Regions from separate parts of the Homo sapiens genome. Here regions 2, 3 and 4 are each linked to region 1. The links are chromatin contacts, found by Hi-C or POLR2A ChIA-PET in ENCODE. All regions are on one chromosome and are shown on one strand. The core of a region is the stretch at or near the end of the contact, and the rest is flanking DNA. Distances in the headings are between cores, read along the strand shown. Region 1 holds the start of TPM4 (tropomyosin 4). Region 2 holds the start of DDX39A (DExD-box helicase 39A). Region 3 overlaps CLEC17A (C-type lectin domain containing 17A). Region 4 holds the start of DDA1 (DET1 and DDB1 associated 1).

Region 1 (3,553 bases), core at 656-3,155:
GGGCATCTTTTGCCTCTCTAGGGTCCCCACCCTGAGCCTCAACACTGAACTTTCAGGGCTTTTGGGCTTCAACCTCTATCCGCACACCCCCCCACCCTCATCATACAACTTTCTTGCCTCTGAGTCTGTGCACACCCATGTCTCTGGTCCCAGCAAACTTATTTATTCTATAAGACCCAGCTCAACCTCCATTTTGGAGCCTCCCCTGTCATGCTCCCATAACTGCACAGAAAACCCGTGGAATGCAGACCTCGCTCCATCAGTGAGTCAGCTCCCCTGCCTCCATTTGTCTATGAGCTCTTCCCAGGGCAGAGAAAACACAATTGAGGCTGGGCGCCGTGGCTCACGCTTGTAATCCCAGAACTTTGGGAGGCCAAGGTGGGCAGATCACGAGGTCAGGAGTTCGAGACCAGCCTGGCCAGCATGGTGAGACACTGTCTCTACTAAAAATCCAAAATAAAAAAAAAAAAATTAGCTGGGCGTGGTGGCGGGCACCTGTAATCCCAGCTACTCGGGAGGCTGAAGCAGGAGAATCTCTTGAACTCGGGGGGTGGAGGTTGCAGCGAGCCGAGATCGCACCACTGCACTCCAGCCTGGGCGACAGAGTGAGACTGCCTCAAAAACAAAACAACAAAAAACAACAACACAATTGATTATTTACAAAGCGCCAGGCTCCACGCCTGAGATTTACTCCTGGGACCCTCCCTGCTACTCTGGGGGGTCGGGATTCTTATCAGTCCTACTCGCAGATGGGAAAAAAGCTCCTAGAGAGCAAATACCAAGTCATGAAGCCTGTGGGTGGCATGATATGGGACCAGAATCCAAATCTGTCCCCAGACCCTGGCGGTGCCACCATCTGTCCCGAGGGACAGCCAGGAGGATGATGCAGAGAGGATGGTGAAACTCCCTCCTTTTTCAGACCCATTGTTTATCTCGGGCCCTGCGACTCGCGGCGGAGGCGCACAGCAGGCGCTCAAACGATCGTGGGTTCAGGGCCCCGCGCCAGCGTTCCCGGGGCCTTCTGGAGAGAGGCAGGGTCCCGCCGCCCCGGTTCCCGCAGGAATCAGCTGGAGAAAGGCGGGCGGCTTGGGGCTGAACTTCCTCCACCCCCCATCCCCCCCGCCGCCTGGAGCAGACACGTCGCCGCCGCGCCCCTGGGAACGGTCAGGGAAGCAAGCAGAAGCCGGGAAGCCGCGAAAGAGGCGAGAAAGTGCGACCCCCTCCCCAGATCCCCGGTCCCCCGTCGAAATCCCTGTCGGCCGGTCAAACCCTAGACAATGGAAGCTCCACGTTTTCATCCTCATTCTCCCCCACAAGTCCGGTCGCGGGTTCCCCTCGGCCCGGGACCCCGGCGCCAGCCCCGGAGTCGGAGCCTGCACGATACGCCCCCTCCCGCCGCTCCACTTCTCCACCCGGAGATCGCTCACCCCCTCCGCCCCATCCCCCCATTTCCCGCTTGGCCGGCCCCGCCCGACCCGGAGGCGGCGCCCCCTCCCCTGTCCCAGGCCCAGGAAGGAGGACGGCGGAGGAAGTAGGGGGTCCTGGCTGCGGGCGCAGGGATGTGGGTCGGCGATCGGCGTCCGAGGGCGTAAAAAGGCGGCCCGAGGACTGCGCGCGGGCGGGCAGCGCGGGAAGCCGGGAAGAAAGGAGGGCGCGCGGGGGAGGAGGCTGCGGGTGCGGGGCCCGAGGCCGGGGCGCTCACTTTCTCGCGCCGCTCGCGCTCGCCGTCCAGCTCCCGCTGCAGGCCCTGCGCGCGGTCTTCCGCCTCGTCCGCCTGCTGCTGCAGGGCCTGGATCTTGCGTTTCACCGCCTCCAGGGAGTTGAGGCCGGCCATGGCGCGGAGGCGCAGAGGCGCACGGGCAGCGGCGGACGCTCGGCTGGGCTCGGCTCCGGCGAGAGCTGCACAGCCGCGCCCCGGCCCCCCAAGCCTTTGCCTGCGCGGGGGCCGCCCCCGCCTCTCCCCGCCCCCCGGGCCGGCTGCCGTCGGGGCGATGAGGTCACCCGGCCGGACCGCCGACGTCAGCACCGCTGGGGGAGGGCCTGACGTCGGCACCGCTGGCCACAGCTGCTGGAAAGTGCCCCTTTTCGGGACTTATTTGGAGAAAGCGCTGGGAGGCGCCGCCTTCTCCTCCTCCTCTTCCTCCTCCCCCTGCGGCTCTCCCCGCCTTCCCGGCCCCGGGGCTCCGGCCTGGCCCCGCCGCGGGCTCCCGCATCCCTGCACACGTACGTCGGAGGCCTTCTTCTCCGTGAGCTCCAGCTTCTCCTGCGCGTCCTTCAGGTCCTCGGAATATTTATCCAGCTCGTCCTCTGTCCCTTTTAGTTTCTTCTGGAGGTGCGTCAGCTCCTCCTCCACCTGGGGACGACAGAGCGAGGAACGGGTCAGCCTGGGGGGGGGGTCACGTCCCCGAGGTGCAGGGGCGGTCCCCCCCAATATTCACAAGAGTCCTCCGTCTCTCTCTGGGCATCAGTTTCCTTATCTGTAGAACAGGGGTTGCGATAGCATGCACCACGCCATCCATGCTACCTGATAGTGGGATTTTCACATCTTTCCCTCGTCCTGAGGACCAGCTGTTTTGGGCTTATTGGGGTCCCCAGTACTCTAGGGAGATCAATGGCAGCTTTTGGGAAACTGAAGACTCCAAATGTTTTCCAGAAATACACACATTCCAGTTTCAGAGGTGCAGCCTCACCATGATCTGGAGTTAAGCAATCTCATTCTCTGCGCGTGGATCCCTCCGCCCATCCCTGTCCCCAGCCTTTCTCCCTCTGGTTCTGACCCCAACACGGGGTCAGAGAAACTTTCTAACAAATACGCCTGCCCTCTTTCTGCCTAGAACCTGCTATGGCTCCCTATGGCCCAAGGCAGTGGTTCTTAGACTGTCTTACCAAAATACTCTGAAGGGCTGAAGGGCTCAGACCTAGTCCCTCATTTCTGGGCTTTGGGGAGCTTGGCTAGAAGAGACTCGCCCCTACAGGATCACTTTCTTTGAAGGCTCGGGTTAAATCTTTAAAATTTTTGCATATAGGCCATGTTCATTTTAATAAAAATGTCCCCTACTTTCCCTAAATTTTCAGTCCTCTGTTTATCCCAAGAGTCCTATCCTCCCATCACTCCTAGTTTGAGAAGCTCAGGCCTATGGATTACAAACCACAGACCCCATCACCTCTCTTTGTCACCCCCCACCACACCGGTCTAGAGTTGGCTCAAGAAGACTTTTCTGTCACCTCCAGGCTGAAACTCCCTCCCTGGGCCCCCAACTCTGGATTAGGGTGATCATATCCAGCTCATGCCTGGATCTGACTTTTTTTTTTGAGAGTCTCGCTCTGTCACCAAGGCTGGAGTGCAGTGGCACGATCTCAGCTCACTGCAACCTCCGCCTCCTGGGTTCAAGTGATTCTCCTGCCTCAACCTCCCCGGTAGCTGGTACTACAGGTGCACACCACCACGACTGACTAATTTTTGTATTTTCAGTAGAGACAGGGTTTTGCAATATTGGCCAGGCAGGTCTCAAACTCCTGACCTCAAGTGATCTGCCCGCCTCGGCCTCCCAAA
Region 2 (3,553 bases), core at 1-2,500, 1.7 Mb after region 1:
CTTTACCAAATTTTTAAAAATTAGCTGGGCATGATAGGTAACAAGAGTGACACCCTGAAGAAAGAAAGAAGAAAGTGGAGGGAAAGAGGGAGGAAGGATGATAGGAAAATAAATCTGCCAGGATCTAATAAAGCTTAGTGACCATGCCACCATGCCACTCCTAAGTATTTAAAAGAAATGAAAATTTATCTTCCCCAAAATACTCTTACAGTACAAGCTCTATTAACAGTGGCCAAAGACCGGAAACAATCAATTGGCCAAGAACAGGTGAGTGAAACTATATTGGCTACATTATAGTATAGCCACACAATGAAATACCACTCAGCAGTAAAAAATAACGAGCTGTTGATATCCCCACAACATGGACAACTCTCAAAAACACTTTGCTGCGGCCAGGCAGGGTGGCTCATGTAATCCCAGCACTTTGGGAGGCGGAGATGGGCAGATCACATGAGGCCAGGAGTTCGAGACCAGCCTGGCCAACATGGCGAAACCCCTCTCTACTAAAAATATGAAAATTAGCCAGGTGTGGTGGCGGGCGCCAGCAGTCCCAGCTACTCAGGAGGCTGAGGCAGGAGAATCGCTTGAACCCGAGAGGCGGAGGTTGTGGTGAGCAGAGATCGCGCCACTGCACTCCAGCCTAGGTGACAGAGCCAGACTCCGTCTCAAAAAAACAGCTTTGTTGAGCAAAAGTCAGACACAAAAGACAACCTATTGCATGCTTCTACTAACGTGAAAATCAAGGAGACAAAACTATCGTGGAGCGATAGAAATCCAAATACTGCAAAATGTTCTGTCCATTTGAGTCATTCCAAGCTCCCTATTCTTTTCAGAGCCTACACTGTGGAGGACCCCCAGGCCGCAGATTGATAGCAACTGGGACAGTTCTGGTTTCAGCGCCCAGCGCAGACGCCACTCTTCGAAAAGGTGGGGCACACGCCAAAACGCAATCATCCGGTCTTCAGTTATCAGTACTAAACATGGCGGCTCCCACCGAGCACCACACCCAGATCACGAGACCGCGCGCTGTCGGAGCCAGTCTGTCGGCTCACTGGGGCGCGCCTACTTTTAGATTGACCAATAAACGCGAGGCGTAAGGCACGCCCTCTTTCTTCCCGTCTCCGCCAATAATCTCCCGGTCCCTTCCACAGGACCCAATCACCGCTTCGGCCTCTCTTGAATGAAAAGGCAGCGGCCCAGTCAGCAGAGCAGCAGCCCGACGCAAGAGGCAGGAAGCGCAGCAACTCGTGTCTGAGCGCCCGGCGGAAAACCGAAGTTGGAAGTGTCTCTTAGCAGCGCGCGGAGAAGAACGGGGAGCCAGGTGAGCAGCGGATCCCGGGCGCGGGGCCGCGGTGTGGGGACGTCTGAACTGAGAGCGAGAGGACGAGGGGAGACGTTGGGATCTAAGGGGAGGGGGAGAAAGGGTCGCGAGACGGTGGGGGCGGGGCGGTTGGTGTGTCAGAGCGCTGTGTGTTGGCCGTTGGGCACCGGGGCGCATGCGCTAGGGGTGGGCCAGCCGTTGGCGCGCGGTGCTCGGGGCTCGGGGCCCGCTTCTCGGAGGGGCTGTCATGGCCTACGGCGCTCCGAGCCCCACTTGGAGTCTGTCAGTTCGTCCGAATAGACCCCGCGGCGGCCTGGGGCCATTTGGAGAGGGACGAGGGGGTGACGCCGGGGTCTGGGGCCTGGGTGGGAGAAGTTGGAGCTTTCAGTTGTCAGGGGTTTCTTTGGGTCCGAGGGACTTGATCCCTTTCCCAGTCTACCTTCTTCTTGGTCTACTTTTTACGGGATTCGGGATTCTGAGATTTAGAGCAAATAAGACTTTATTTTGGAAGGCCGGGCGCGGTGGCTCTTGTAATCTCAGTACTTTGGGAGAGACCAAGGAGGGCGGATCACTTGAGGTCAGGAGTTCGAGACCAGCCTGGCCAACATGGTGAAACCTCGTCTCTACTCAAAATACAAAAAAAAATCAGCCGAGCGTGGTGGCGAGCGCCTGTGGTCCCAGCTACTCGGGAGGCTGAGGCACGAGAATCGCTTGAACCCGGGAGGTGGAGGTTACAGTGAGCCGAGATCGCGACACTGCACTCCAGCCTGGGTGACAGAGCGAGATTCTGCCTCAAAAAAAACAGAATGAAAAAAAGATTTTCTTTTGGAAATAGGAGTCCCCAGGTGGGAATAAACTCCGGGGTGGAAAGCCTGCCTGGGGACACTTGAGGGTAACTGGGTACACGTGGCGTGTCTGGGTTGTGAGTTCCCCGCTGTCACCTTTCAAGTTCATGCGCTCCTGGCGCCTTAGCGGTCATGGCCACCCACTTTGGGCGGGGAAAACCCCGCCGGATCCTTTCCTGATCTAATCAGTTTTGAGCTTTAGATCCTGTCCAGCCCGGTTTCTCGAAAATTTTATCTTAGCAGATTCGGTTCACCCCAATTTATTTATCTCTCTCTCTCTTTTTTTTTTTTTTTTTTTTTTTTTGAGACAGAGCCTTGCTCTGTCGCCCAGGCTGGAGTGCAGTGACACTATCTCGGCTCACTGCAGCCTCCGTCTTCCGGGTTCAAGCAAGCACATCCGGCTAATTTTTGTATTTGTAGTAGAGACGGGGTTTCACCATGTTGCCCAGGCTTGTCTCTAATTCCCGACTTCAAGTGATCCGCCCGCTTCGCCTCCCAAAGTGCTGGGATTACAGGCATGAGCCACCACGCTGGGCCCCAATTTCTTTTTTTAAATTTATTTTTCTTGAGAAAGGGTCTCCCTCTGTCACCCAGGCTGGAATGCCATGGCGCCATCACTGGCAGCCTCGACCTCCTGGCTCAAGCGATCCTCCCGGCACAGCCTCCCAAGTAGCTGGGACTACAGGCCCATGCCACCACACCGGGCTAATTTTTTTCTTTTTTTAATTTCTACTTATTTATTTTTTAGCCTTTGCTACATAGAAGGTGCCCCTTGGGCTATGTGTTTTTTAAGTTTTTTTAAGTTTTAGGGTACATGTGCACAACGTGCAGGTTTGTTACATATGTATACATGTGCCATGTTGGTGTGCTGGACCCGTTAACTCGTCATTTGCATTAGGTATATCTCCTAATGCTGTCCCTCCCCCCTCCCCCCACCCACCCGGCTACTTTTTTAAAAATTGTTTTTGTATAGACGCGGTCTCGACTTATTGTCCAGGTTGGTCTCGAACTCCTGGGCTCAAGCCATCCTCCCACGCTGGCTTCTCAAAGTGCTGGGATTACAGAAGTGAGGCACCATGCCGGGCCTGCCCCAAATTTATTTCCCCACCAACAAAACAACTTTGCTTTATTTCCTTAAAATACACCATCTCTTGGCCACCTAGATTTGGAGCCCAGAATAGACTGTGGCTTTTCTCTACCCATGGATTGGTCAGGGGATGTTCCTGTCTTTTGGCATGTCCCACCCTTTCTTTCCTTACCTCACGCCCCTACCCTGGTTACTTCTCTTTTATTTGGTGACTGGTTTTCCCTGCTACTGGTCTTAACCTACCCCTTCATCGGAGGAGTAAGTTACAGTACTCTTGGGCAGATCCTGATTGAGTGGCTC
Region 3 (3,553 bases), core at 286-2,785, 1.5 Mb after region 1:
GACCAGCCTGATCTCAAACTTCTGACCTCAGTTGATTCACCTGCCTCAGCCTCCCAAAGTGCTGGAATTACAGGCATGAGCTACCACATCCAGCCTAATTTTTTTTTTTTTTTTTTTGAGACAGGGTCTCACTCTGTCAACCAGACTGGAGTGCAGTGGTGTGATCATGGCTCACTGCATGTCCCAAAGGTCACTGTAAGTCTCCCAAAGATCTAGGATTACAGGCATGAGCCACTGTGCAGAGCCTCATACTGTGGACGTCTTAGTAGGTAGCATTATAACATTTAAGTGACATTTTTAGCAATAGTAACTGATTTTTTTTGGTTTCTCTTGCACTTTTGTGCTACTCGGTAGCCTTAATCTGCATCCAAACAACATAAGAATTCATTGTTCCAGGAAAAGAAGGAAGGAAGATGAAAAGTAGGTTTCCTAGCTTTGGTATTTCAAAAGCCCAGGCTTTTGACACGCTGCCTCATATCTGTAATCCCACCACTTTAGCCAAGGAGGGAGGATCGCTTGAGACTAGGAGTTCGAGATTAGTCTGGGCAACATACTGAGACCCCATATCTACAAAAATTTTTAAAAATTAGCCAGACGTGGTGGTGCGTGTCTATAGTCCCAGCTACTCAGGAGGCTGAGGTGGGAGGATCCCTTAAGCCCAGGAGTTCAAGGCTGCAGTGAGCTATGAATGCACCACTGCACTCCAGCCTGGGCAGCAGAGCAAGCCTCTGTCCCGGAAAAAAGTCAAAATCCCAGGTCTTTGGAAGAAAAGAAAGGACTTATGACAGAGATAAAAGATAGGGAAGAAAATATAGTTAGAAGCAACTCCTCTCCAAACAAATTGATGGTGAAAGAAATTAGACTGGTGGTTGCAAGTAGGGGGCAGGGAGGGATTAACTAGAAAAAGGATATGAAAAAACTTTCTAGGGTGGTGGAAAGATTATAAATATTGGTTAGTTTGACAGTTACACAGGTGTACGCATTTGTCAAAGTTCACTGAACATACATCAAAGATCTGTGCATTTTACTATATGCAAATCACATCTAACTCACCCAACTTACCACCAAACCAAGATTCCTTAAAATGTGGGGAGGTGGCCGGGCGCGGTGGCTCATGCCTGTAATCCCAGCACTTTGGGAGGCCAACACAGGTGGATCACCTGAGGTCAGGAGTTCGAGACCAGCTTGGCCAACGTGGCAAAACCCCATCTCTACTAAAAATACAAAAATTAGCCAGGCGTGGTGTCATGCCTGTATTCCCAGCTACTCGGGAGGCTGAGAGAGGAGAATTGCTTGAAACCAGGAGGTGGAGGTTGCAGTGAGCTGAGATCGCGACAGTGCACTCCAGCCTGGGCAACAAAAAGCGAAATCCCGTCTCAAAAAAAAAAATGTGGGGAGGTCAAAGTGCTGGGATTACAGGCGTGAGCCACCATGCCCAGCCCATTTTAGACTTTTTGACTGCCAGGTGATCTCAGTTAGCTAATGAGTTTAGAAAAAGTTATGATTTTGTAGTTATTCTGGCTATTGTTGCTGTTTGGGTGTGAGTAACACTCGCCCCAGCTTTCCACATCCTGGAATTCTTTGTGTTTTAAGAATTTTTTACTATAATCTATTTCATGTGTTCTACTATAGGCAATGCCAATTGATGTTTGCTTTTATTTATTTGCAGTTTTGATTTCTTCTTTAATCCAAAGTTATCTGGTGACTTTAAAAAAAAAATTTTTTTTTTGAGTCAGAGTCTTGCTTTGTCTCCCAGACTGGAATGCAGTGGTGTGATCCCAGCTCACTGCACCCTCCGCCTCGCAGGTTCAAGCGATTTTCCTGCCTCAGCCTCCTGAGTAGCTGGGATTACAGCCACGCGCCACCATGCCCAGCTCATTTTTGTATTTTTAGTAGAAACAGGGTTTCACCATGTTGGCCAGGCTGGTCTCAAACTCCTGACCTCAGGTGATCTGCCCACCTCGGCCTCGCAAAGTGCTGGGATTACAGTCGAGCCACTGCAGCCGGCCGACTTTAAACATTCTTAAGGTGATTGAAATTTTTGTAAAAGAAAATATTTCTGTCGTTATAGCATTGTGGTCAAAGAATGTGGGTAATAAAATTTCTGCTTTGATGGAAAAAAAAATGTGGGGAGGTAAAGTCACCATGGGAAGGAAATAATAAATGTGTAGACATGGCAGGCCCCAGAGAGAAGAATCTGGTATCTCATTTCCGGTGAGCTTTTCAGGTGATGGTAAAAACCCCAGATGGGTTTGGAGACTCTAAAAAGCAGAAGGGACCTGGGGACTATTTCCTGGGTAAAGCCCCAGGGAGGTGTCAGAAAATCAGAGAGCGGAAAGGTCTTCCTGTCCCATCAGACTAGATGGAGGCTTAGAAGGCCTCACAGTGTCTTAGACCCCAGAATGGGATAGGAGGAGCAGAAAGATCTCTTGTGCCCAAGAACAGCAGGAAAAGACCTCCAGGCCCAAAAGGCTTTGCTGATGGAAGAGTGGGATGCCTCAGGGGCAGCCTAGATGGCCCAAAGTCTGAGCCCCAGAAAACCAGAAGACTCTTTAACATTTAGAGAGTCCTTGCTATTTCTAGGCACCAAAATCAGAGCAGTTTAAGAAGAGGGAACTCATATGTCTTGGTCATCACTGGATCCCCAATATGTAGAATAGTCTCCAGCACATAGTAGGTGCTCAGGAAATGTTGGTTGAATTAATGAATTAAGAAGTGAGCTATGGGTTAGGGCACGGTGGCTCACTCCTGTAATCCCGGCACTTCGGGAGGTCAAGGGGAGCAGATCACTTGAGATCATTAGCTAGAGAGCAGCCTGGCCAACATGATGATACCCTAACTCTACTAAAAAAAAAAATACAAAACTTAGCTGGGAGTGGTGGCACGTGACTATAGTCCCAGTTACTTGGGAGGCTAAATCAGGAGGATTGCCTGAACCTGGGAGATGGAGGCTGCAGTGAGCCAAGATCATGCCACTGCACTCCAGCCTGGGCAACAGAGCAAGATCCCATCTCAAAAAAAAAGTGAGCTATACTACTTTGCACAGATTGTCTCATTGGATCCTTATCATGACTCACTGAAGCAAGTATTATCATTATGCCCATTTTGTAGATGAGAAAACTGAGGCACAGAGGGGTTAAGTAACCTTCCCAGGATCATTCAGTCTGTAGATGTCCCAGTAGATACCAGTTTGGAGTAAAGACAGCAAAGACCCGATGTGTGCTCCCTTCCACCTTGACCCCACAAAAGCTGTCCCCATTTAGAAGTAAAATGGGAGAACCCAATTGACTGAGAGTAAATGTACACCATTCTAGCAGAATGAGAACTCAAGAGAGAAACTAAAATGAGTAATTTAAAGGAAATGTAGTTGTATTTCTTGTGAAACTGAGTTAGGGAATATGATTTGCACCTGCCTCATTTACATTACCTAATTTAACTCCTTCAAAAGCCCTGTTTTGGCCAGCCACGGTGGCTTATGCCTGTAATCCCAGTACTTTGGGAGGCCAAGGCAGGTGGATCACCTGAGGTCAGGAGTTCGAGACCAATCTGGCCA
Region 4 (3,553 bases), core at 492-2,991, 1.2 Mb before region 1:
GTCCCACCTACTTGGGAGGCTGAGGCAGGAGAATGGCTTGAACCCAGGAGGCGGAGGTTCCAGTGAGCCGAGATCATGCCACTGCACTCCAGCCTGGGCGACAGAGCAAGACTCCATCTCAAAAGAAAAAAAAAAAACAACCTCCTTCTCAGGCCCCATGCAGTGCCTCACACCTGTAATACCAGCACTTTGGGAGGCTGAGGCAGGATCACTTGAGCCCAGGAGTTTGAGACCAGCCTGGGCAACATAGGGAATCCCCATCTCTCCAAAAAGTACAAAAATGAGCCTGGTGTGGGGATCTCTTGAGCCTCCAGTCTGGGCGCCAGAGTGAGACCCTGACTCCAAAAAAAAAGTTCCTTCTGGTTCAGGTGAATTATGAACTGCCAAAGGGGTGAGAGCAAGGCTAGGAGACCAGGGAAGAAGCTGGGACAGGTATGCAGGTGGGAAGTGGCAGTACCTGCAACAGGGCATGAAGCCATGGATGAATTCAGGTGTGTTCAGAAGGCAGAGACAATCTAATCCACTTATGATTGGCTGTAGGGATGAGACTGTACCAAGGTATCAAGGACAACTCCCAGGCTTGGGGACCCGCACACTAGGAACCCACCTTCCCATTTCCTTCCTGAAAGGGAGTCTTCCTTTCATCCCCACCACATCCCAAGGACTGTGGATTGTGGGCTGGGACTCTGGGTCAGGGGACAAAGGAGACTTGAGGTATCTTGACCAAGCTTCCCATCACCCTTCCCAGCCCTCAGGATGCCAACTAATGGGGGTTGTGGAGAGGCTTTAGTTCCACTCTGAGGGTGGGTCACCATCCCACTTTTCAGGTGGGGAGACTGAACCCCGAAGAACCACCAGACCCAAATTCCAGGATGACTGAGGAACCCTGAAGGAATTTCAACCTTCCAACAGCCAGGTGGGGACGATCCACACTTCATAATGAGGGGACAGCTAGAAGAGAACGTCACTGGCCTCGAGTCACCCAGCTCATCTGTTGAGCATTCACTATCCTGAGTCCTTTACGACGTCAGTTACCTAAATTGTCACCACCCTAAGAGGTTCAGACTACTGCTACCCTCATTTCACAGGGACAATCCATGCGGATCGGAGATAAAAGTTTTTCATTCTTAGAGGCGGGTAAGGGCCCAGAATGGTGGAGGTGGGGTCAGGGCCCGGGGAACCGGGACAATCGGCGATGTCGCACTTCCTTTGGCGACAAAGCCCTGCATATCGCGGTGCCAAGCCCCCTCCCCCGCCCCGGGGCCCAGGCCGGCCTCCCAAATTCTCCTGAACTGAAGAGATCCAGGTCCGGCGTGCTGAGAACGAGGCCAGACCAGGGGGTCTTACGGGACCCCATCCCCACCCCAGACGATTTCCGGGGGGAGCCGCAACCCGGAAATGAATGAGTTGTCAGGGCTTGGTATCCTGGATGGGGTCAGGGGTCGGAGAAGGAGTGGCAGTGGGATCAGCAGGAAGCTCTCGGTAGGGTCCGGGGGTCGAAGGTCACAGGTGAGTGGGAGGGGCGGGCCGGACCTGAGGGGACCGGGCAGAACGGAGAGGGGCCTAGGGGGATACTAGAGGTGGGTGGGACCACAGCGCCATTTTGTCTAGCAGAGGGGGAGTGGGGGCCTGGAGGCCATCCTCACCATCTTCTGTTTCCTCCGTCGCCGCCTCGGCCGCCGCCTCAGCCTCCACCGCCGCCACCAGAGCCGCCTTCTTAGCCGCCGCCTCACAGTAACTTCCAGCCACGGCACAGCCCACACTGATGGCGCCACCACCTCCCTGTCATTGGTGTGCAGTCTAGCCCCGCCCCCACATAGGAGCGCTTTGCACGCTTCCATTGGCCGCATCCAGCTAACTCATGCGCCCATTGGTTGCCACGCCTCCTCCCATTGTGGTCAAGTTCGGTTGAAGAAGCAAAGCACCTCCCGGTACTTGGAAGCAATGAAAGTGAGATCCGGAAGTGGGCGGAGGCCTCGGCCGCGAAGTCTCTTGGGAGCTGTAGTTTACAGCTCCGCGAGGCTCTCTAGAGCTTTTGTGTGTCTGTGTGTTTTTAAGATGCGAGGTTCGGCCGGGTGCGGTGGCTCACTCCTGTAATCTTAGCACTTTGGGAGGCCGAGGCGGGTAGATCGCCTGAGGTCAGCAGTTCGAGACCAGCCTGGCCAGCATGGTGAAACCCCATCTCTGCGCCTGTAATTCCAGCTAGTAGGGAGGCTGAGGCAGGAGAATCACTTGAACCCGGGAGGCGGAGGTTGCAGTGAGCCAAGATCGTGCCATTGCACTCCAGCCTGGGCAACAAGAGCGAAAATCAGTCTCAAAAAAAAAAAAAAAAAGCCAGCCGGGCGCAGTGGCTCACGCCTGTAATCCCAGCACTTTGGGAGGCCGACGCGGGTGGATCACGAGGTCAGGAGATCGAGACCGTCCTGGCTAACACGGTGAAACCACGTCTCTACTAAAAATACAAAAAATTAGCCGGGCGTGGTGGCGGACGCCTGTAGTCCCAGCTACTCCGGAGGCCGAAGCAGGACAACGGCGTGAACCGTGAGTGAGGCGGATCTTGCAGTGAGCTGAGATCGCGCCACTGCACTCCAGCCTGGCGGACAGAGGGAGACTCTGTCTCAAAAAAAAAAAGGCGGGGCACGGTGGCTCACGCCTGTAATCCCAGCAATCCCAGCACTTTGGGAAGCCGAGGCGGGCGGATCACGAGGTCAGGAGTTTGAGACCAGCCTGGCCAACATGGTGAAACCCCATCTCTACTAAAATACAAAAATTAGCCGGGCGTGGTGGCGGGCGCCTGTCATCCCAGCTACTCAAGAGGCTGAGGCAGGAGAATCGCTTAAAACCAGAAGGCGGAGGTGTCAGTCAGCCGAGATTAAGCCACTACAGTCCAGTCTGGGCAACAAGAGCTAAACTCCCTCTCAAAAGAAAAAAAAAAAAAAGACACAGGGGTCTTGCTATGTTTCCCAAGCTGGTCTCGAACTTCTGGCCTCAAGCAATCCTCCAGACTTGGCTTCCCAAAGTTCTGGGAGCCATCGTGCCGGCATCTTCTTGTGTTTATTACGTTTTTAAAGCAGCCCTAGAAGATAAGAACCATAACACTCCCTAGCTCCTCCTCGACACCGTCTTGCTCAACCACCTCCCGTAACTCCCTAGTATTCAATCCCACCTCCTTGGCCCCATTTATGGGCACCTGCGGTCTTCATTGCCCACCTGTGTCCTCACCTCTAACCAATTCCTTCTATGTCTGGGCTCTCCCAGACCTTGCCATTTCCTCCAAGACTTCCCTGACTGCATTCTTCAAAAAGGCAAGTCAGGTACCTTCCCTGAAGTCCTACAGCCCTCACAATCCCCCTCCCAGCCCTGACACCTCTGTGTCCAAACTGCCTTCCTGACTTCCAGGGCAAAGAATGGGCACCCAGCACACAGCAATTGCACAGTGAAGTTGCTAAGTGGAAGCTACTAAGTATTATTACTCCAACAGCAACAGAGCAGAGGAGAAACCAGCACTGCATTTTATAGGCGACAAATGCACCTCACAGTGTTAAATTCTTGC

The links. Hi-C counts contacts between places; a loop is a spot of excess contacts on that map. ChIA-PET counts read pairs that join two places held with the same protein, here RNA polymerase II (POLR2A). Pooled maps may share reads with other maps.
Region 2: a loop to region 1 is called in a pooled map, with 13 times the contacts of the local background. The contact joins the promoter of DDX39A here to the promoter of TPM4 in region 1. A Hi-C loop is called at or near these places in 8 of 50 pooled maps. POLR2A ChIA-PET finds 5 or more read pairs at or near these places in 2 of 52 experiments (PC-9 and naive thymus-derived CD8-positive, alpha-beta T cell).
Region 3: a pooled map shows a loop between it and region 1 (5-fold over the local background). The contact joins the enhancer-like site here to the promoter of TPM4 in region 1. A Hi-C loop is called at or near these places in 1 of 37 single-sample maps with no recorded cell type and 2 of 50 pooled maps. POLR2A ChIA-PET finds 5 or more read pairs at or near these places in 2 of 52 experiments (GM12878 and IMR-90).
Region 4: a loop to region 1 is called in a pooled map, with 14 times the contacts of the local background. The contact joins the promoter of DDA1 here to the promoter of TPM4 in region 1. A Hi-C loop is called at or near these places in 10 of 50 pooled maps. POLR2A ChIA-PET finds 5 or more read pairs at or near these places in 3 of 52 experiments (activated B cell, activated T-cell and naive thymus-derived CD8-positive, alpha-beta T cell).

The regions. Positions count from the first base shown.
Region 1 is chr19:16,074,847-16,078,399 of GRCh38, reverse strand. It overlaps TPM4 (tropomyosin 4), which reads right to left and starts at 1,905. Exons shown (of 8, transcript NM_003290.3): 1 at 1,703-1,905. The coding sequence starts at 1,834. RefSeq lists enhancers at 834-1,563, 1,564-2,291, 2,292-3,021 and a silencer at 1,346-2,255.
Region 2 is chr19:14,417,038-14,420,590 of GRCh38, reverse strand. It overlaps DDX39A (DExD-box helicase 39A), which reads left to right and starts at 1,250. Exons shown (of 11, transcript NM_005804.4): 1 at 1,250-1,321. RefSeq lists a silencer at 1,421-1,520 and enhancers at 1,641-1,780, 2,191-2,250, 2,621-2,670.
Region 3 is chr19:14,602,939-14,606,491 of GRCh38, reverse strand. All of the region lies in intron 12 of CLEC17A (C-type lectin domain containing 17A), which reads right to left. It also overlaps a transcript of ADGRE3 not described here. Among named protein-coding and RNA genes, the nearest start is that of SNORA104, 17 kb to the left of the region's middle. RefSeq lists an enhancer at 2,358-2,607. Within about 2 kb of position 1,535, at least 3 of the 41 ENCODE cell types and tissues checked have a DNase peak (open chromatin) inside an H3K27ac peak, as active enhancers do; they include GM12878, where a contact is called at or near this core.
Region 4 is chr19:17,307,751-17,311,303 of GRCh38, reverse strand. It overlaps DDA1 (DET1 and DDB1 associated 1), which reads right to left and starts at 1,741. Exons shown (of 5, transcript NM_024050.6): 1 at 1,647-1,741. The coding sequence starts at 1,649. RefSeq lists a silencer at 1,426-1,525 and enhancers at 1,313-1,876, 1,966-2,155, 1,877-2,438.